Regions from separate parts of the Homo sapiens genome. Here region 1 is linked to region 2. Evidence: chromatin contacts called from ENCODE Hi-C data. All regions are on one chromosome and are shown on one strand. The core of a region is the stretch at or near the end of the contact, and the rest is flanking DNA. Distances in the headings are between cores, read along the strand shown.

Region 1 (2,700 bases), core at 154-2,653, 650 kb after region 2:
GAGGCATCCAAACACTCTCGGGCTCTCCAGAGGAGCAGGAGGGTGCCCCTTAGTGCCCCCGGCGCCCGCCGCAATCTGCCACTGCAGCCTACGCCTGCGGCCGCGGCCGCCGCGGCATTGTCCTCCCGCCGCGTGGGACGGCCCAGCCGCTGGCGACGGCGCGCACCCCGAGGCAGTGGGCTGGGCTGTTGGCAGTAGGGAAGGGAAAACGTGCTGTCTGTGGCTCCTCATCCCCGAGGCCAGGGGTTCCCCGAGCTAGACCGGCAAGGAAGGAGAGAAGGGAAGCATTTTGCTGATAATCCCCTTCTAGTCTCCAAACTACACCTTCTTTGTAAAGGCGTTTTTTCCTCTTCTGATTATAGCTATTGCATTGTACACACAACAAGAAAGTCCATCTTTTTATCGCCATGGCCACCCCCACTCCCATCCCCGCCACAGTACGGTTGAACATCCTGGCATGGCTTTGCAGATTGCCAGCTCTCATTCCCCCTCCCCCGCATTGCTGGGCATCCCGATTTGGACGGTCTCTAAGGTCCCGCGCTGCCAAATCAGGCCTGGCTCTTGTAGGATTTTATTGAAAGGACTGTAAAGAAAGAATGGGTTTCCCTTGACTTTGAAAGTGACCTAAGAACTAGGTCTGTGTTGGAAAAACTTCGTTTTTCTTTCTCTAAAACGTCTTCAGAAAAGCTTAAAAATACAATGAAAAAGGTCAGTTATACTCAGAATTTTCTCTTGATTGTGATAACAGAAATAGGAACGGAAATACCAGATCACAATTTTTAAGCAAAAACCCCAGGATTCCTCCAAGACTGACTGTCTGGAAGGGTAGGGATGTGAGAATCTGAAGTCCACATACATGCTAGGTAGGTACACCTTGATAAATGCAGGACCCATGCCTGCTTCAGTCATCGCAGAGCTGTGGGGCTATGCGCAGACCCTCAACCTCTTTCGGAGTAATATTTTCGGAATCCCTGAAGATAAGGGGGGACAGCAATGGAATCTAGTGAAAGGGAAAGAATAGACAGTGATTTAACCCCCTCCTTCCTCCTCTACAGCCCGATCCACTCTGTTGGCGGCTGCGCCTTGCCTTGGGTGCAGTGGGACGTGTCCCTCCCATGTTTCCCTTAATTAGGAGGAGGCAAACTTCTGTCTTCCCCTCCTGCCGGTTTCGGTTTAGTAATCAGACCACATGAGTCACGCCAAACACGCAGCCCCCTCCCGCTGGAGTGACAACTGGCCAGCATACTCTAGGCTGTTGTCCCTTTAAAACTTGAATCCAAGGGGGTAATGATTTATCAAACTTGTATTATCAAGAAAATGTCAAACCAAGGGCACCTTGCTTTGCACTGACGCAAACCCGGCCTTTCCCAAGGAGATATAGAAAGCGCCTCTCCTGCCTGAGCCAAACCCAGTCTTGTCAATAGCGGGTTTCACCCTCCACCAGTTCAGTCTGTTGCCTGTGTCAGACATGGTGAGTGTTTGCTTTTGTTCTTTCAAGAGGAAAGGGGGCTGAGGGGACAGGGAAAGCAGATTCGTTTTGGCTATTTCTTTTGGAGATGTCTGTGCATTGGGTGGGGGGAAAGGGGGCGACGAGGAGAACAATTCTCGCAGCCCTAGGTATTTGTACTTGTGAGCGTCACCTGAGGTCGCAAAGAGGTTTCCTAGGCTGTAGAGCTGAGAGGTTGGCTGTGGCTCCTAAAGACCCGATCCCGGGCACTGTCCTCGGTGCTGAAAAGCCAGATGCCGGTACAGAGGCGAGTTGCTCTGGGTCCTAGAGGCTACTGAGACAAATGCTGGCTGAAGCCGAGGTACCTAGATTTGTGCAAATCGAGGAGTTCTATTCTGCGTGTTTGTGAAAGGGGGTTAGACGAGAGGAGTGCGGTGGAGGCGAAGATAATAGGATTATTCTTACAGTGTAATAATAATTATTGGTGCTAATGTTTAGGAAGCCGTGAAAGATAACACGAGGGGAGAAAGTGGATAGAAAAACCACCGCTGGCAGTTCTTTTCATTTGAAAGTGAATTGGGAAAAAGCGAATAAAAATTAGTCATGAGTTTTGGTACTCAAGCAAGCTTAGAGTTGTGAAGGATATTAGACTCCTGTGAATAGTTACGCAAAAAAGAAGAAGAGGAAGAAGAAGAAGAAGAAGAAGAAGAAGAAGAAGAAGAAGAAGAAGAAGAAGAAGAAGAAGAAGAAGAAGAAGAAGACCTAAACAAAAGAACAAAAAGCTTTGCATATTCTTTTCCATGTCTGGGAATCTGGAAGTGAATACGAGTTGTGTAAGATAACAAATCTAGTTACTACTCTGTGTCTTAAATTTAGTTTATTATCGTTGTAGGTTTTTTTGTGGTTATTTTGATCGTGATTCTTAACCTTGTCTTTGCTACCTGGCGGGAGGAGGTGGGTTGTGGAGCGCTGGGACTCAACCAATTTGGCCTCAAGCGCTCGCAGGTGCCAGGGCATCAGCTTTGTGGCCACAGCTTGTCTATGGGGGAAAAAGGCAGTGTGCATTGTTGAATGACAAAGGAAATGGGGCGGAAAATTAAAGAATCTTTCTACAGTGGTGATGGGGATGCGGGCACCCACAGCTGTGATGTGGAATCCAAAGAGGGAGGGGAGCTCATGACTCCAGGGCTATTTCCATTCCCCCTTTACCCTTACAAAATTACATTTCTACCTCTTTTCTTAGTTCATCCTCC
Region 2 (2,700 bases), core at 38-2,537:
CCATATTACCATGTAGTTTAGCTAAGAATTAAGGGCAAATGCCTCTTACACTTTGTGTGTGTGTGTGTTCTTATATTGTGCCTGGTATATACCAGGCATGTCTAAGTACTTTACAGGTTGTTATCTGATCTCACTCATCCCTTTTATTGGATTGATAAATTGGGCATTGGCTGTAGTGGGGAGGAAATTAAAATAACAGATGAAATTTCTCTTACTAGGTTTTGATCTGTGAAGTCAATCTTCTACTCATATTCTAAAAATTCAAAGTGCCATATGGTACAGAATAAAATTAAAGGGGCAGACTCCACGTCCATATGTTTGAAATGATTTTTTTTTTCTTTTCAAAGGAGGCACTGAGTTGTGTAATGTTCCAAAGTATAAGTAGATATCCCTTTATGGACAAAAAAATGACCCTTTAAATATAACATCAGAAGTTTCTCCCTCTCAGAACCTTTGATGGCTTCCCATTGCCTGTGGGAACAGATCTGAATGCCTTAACTGACTGTGGAGGCTCTTCATGGCCTTTGCCTCATCTGCCTTCGCTGACTTGCCCCCGGCCACATTTCCCTTCACACACTCCAGACTTCCCACTGCTCTAGGCTACCTGCCACCACCAAAAGCTGGTTCCTGCATTTGCAAAGCCCTGCCTCTGGTTCCTGCATTTGCAAAGCCCTCCCTCCTGGGACATGCTGCTTTCTTCCTGGAATTCCTTTCCCCTCATGCCCATCTGACTAATCCTGAAGAAAATGTCTCCCCTGTGATGTCCTCTGGGATTCCCCCAGTCACAGTTAGCTCAGTCTCACGTGTTTCTGGTAGTCTTGGTTCACACCTACCCTTATATATAAGCGTTTCACTTTGCATGGGAAGTGTCTGAAAGCCACTGGATGGTACTGAGGAAAGAGTATGTTCTTAAAAGGCAGACAGACTTGAGATTTAATCCTGGCTCTGCCAAGTGAACTGGAACAAGTTCTTAACCTTTGAATATTAGAGATAGAGCTTGAAAAGAACAGGCAAGAATCTGAGATGCACAAGAAATGTGCACGCGCGCGCGTGTGTGTGTGTGTGTGTGTGTGTCTTTCTCCACTAAACTTGGAGTTCCTAGCAGGCAGACAGCACTCATTATTTTTCTAAACCCAGAGACTGGGACTTAGCAGGTATTTAATATTTTGAGAATGGTCTATTCTTGATGCCTACTCTGGCAGGACCTTATGCTTATATAACTCGCTACCACACGCTATGAAGCTCAATGGTTCTATTTACAGAACACTTGGAGAAAGCCAGCTTAGCCTGTGGTGTCCATCTAGTGGTTGATAGAGGCTGTGGTCTCAATTCCTTTTCACTGTGAGTCATTGTGTTGGTTTAAAGCTCCTGGCTGGTGATATTTAGGGCTAAGGATGTTGGCTTTTGAGAATGAGGCTGATCAATAGCCTAGTGTAGAGAGAAAACAGGATGTAAGCATTTGGTCTTCCACAGTGGCTTTTTAGGGGCTGCTGTCTTCCCTCCTTGGTGGCAGGAATTACTCCATCAACAAATATGGGCACAGATGCCTGCGGGGAGACTCCGTTCTTCAGAAATTGAGGAACTCATTCATGCTGAATTAATTAAAGTCATCCCTCAGTATCCATGAGGGATTGGTTTCAGGACCCCCAGAAAATACCAAAATCTGTGGATGCTCAAGTTTTTCATGTAAAATTGCATAGTATTTGCATATAACCTATGTAGATCCTCCTATATACTTTAAATCATCTCTAGATTACCTATAATATCTAATACAATGTAAATGCTATATGGATAGTTGTTATACTTTATTTTTGTTTGTATTATTTGTTCATAAGAGGGTGCTTCGTGCTCTCATGCATCATTTGCATGTATAATACCTTGTATCTTTTCCTTTATTGCCTGTCAGGTCATCTCCTCTCTGATTCCATCCAAGCAGAGGTAGTGACCTTTCTGTATGCTTCCTTGTTACTTGCTGTATCTGTATTAGCACTGGTAGCACTACATCAGAATTGGTTTATTAGTGTTTGTATGTATGTATGTGAGTATATGTGTGTGTGTATATGCATGTGTGTGTGTGTATGTATGTGTATATATATGTGTATATATGTGTGTGTGTGTATATACATATATATATACATATATACATATATATATACATATACACACATATATATATATATGGGATAGGAAAGACAAAACCCAAACCTGTTGTAAGTTCTAAAGGTTAGGGTCAAATCTGTCTTGAATGCTCCTGTATCTTCATTGGCTGGCACTGTGCCTGCCTGTTGCATAGTAAGCAGTCAATAAATATTTGTTGGCTGGGCATGGTGACTCACATCTGCAATCCCAGCACTTTGGGAGGCTGAGATGGGGGGATCATTTGAGCCTAGGAGTTCAAGACCAGCCTATGCAATATAGTGAGACCTGTTGCAACAAATAATTTAAAAGCTGTTCATGGTGGCATGTTCCTGTGGTCCCAGCTGAGGTGGAAGTATCACTTGAGTCCAGGAGGTTGAGGCTGCAGCGAGCTGTGATTACACCATTGCACTCCAACCTGGGTGACAGAGCAAGACCTTGTCTGAGAAAAAAAAAATGTCAAATGAATGCTACAACTAACTTTAAAAATGGCAAGGCCAACCATATTCCGCTAAATGAATTTGTGCCTATGATTGTAGCACCATTGAGTTTGAGGACGTAGCC

The links. Hi-C counts contacts between places; a loop is a spot of excess contacts on that map. Pooled maps may share reads with other maps.
Region 1: a loop to region 2 is called in a map with no recorded cell type, with 3 times the contacts of the local background. The contact joins the promoter of SLC6A5 here to the enhancer-like site in region 2. A Hi-C loop is called at or near these places in 3 of 168 maps with a recorded cell type or tissue (HCT116, IMR-90 and K562), 2 of 37 single-sample maps with no recorded cell type and 13 of 50 pooled maps.

The regions. Positions count from the first base shown.
Region 1 is chr11:20,598,205-20,600,904 of GRCh38, forward strand. SLC6A5 (solute carrier family 6 member 5) reads left to right here and starts at 1,404. Exons shown (of 16, transcript NM_004211.5): 1 at 1,404-1,471. The coding sequence starts at 1,469.
Region 2 is chr11:19,952,809-19,955,508 of GRCh38, forward strand. All of the region lies in intron 10 of NAV2 (neuron navigator 2), which reads left to right. Among named protein-coding and RNA genes, the nearest start is that of NAV2-AS3, 27 kb to the right of the region's middle. Within about 2 kb of position 1,288, at least 5 of the 41 ENCODE cell types and tissues checked have a DNase peak (open chromatin) inside an H3K27ac peak, as active enhancers do.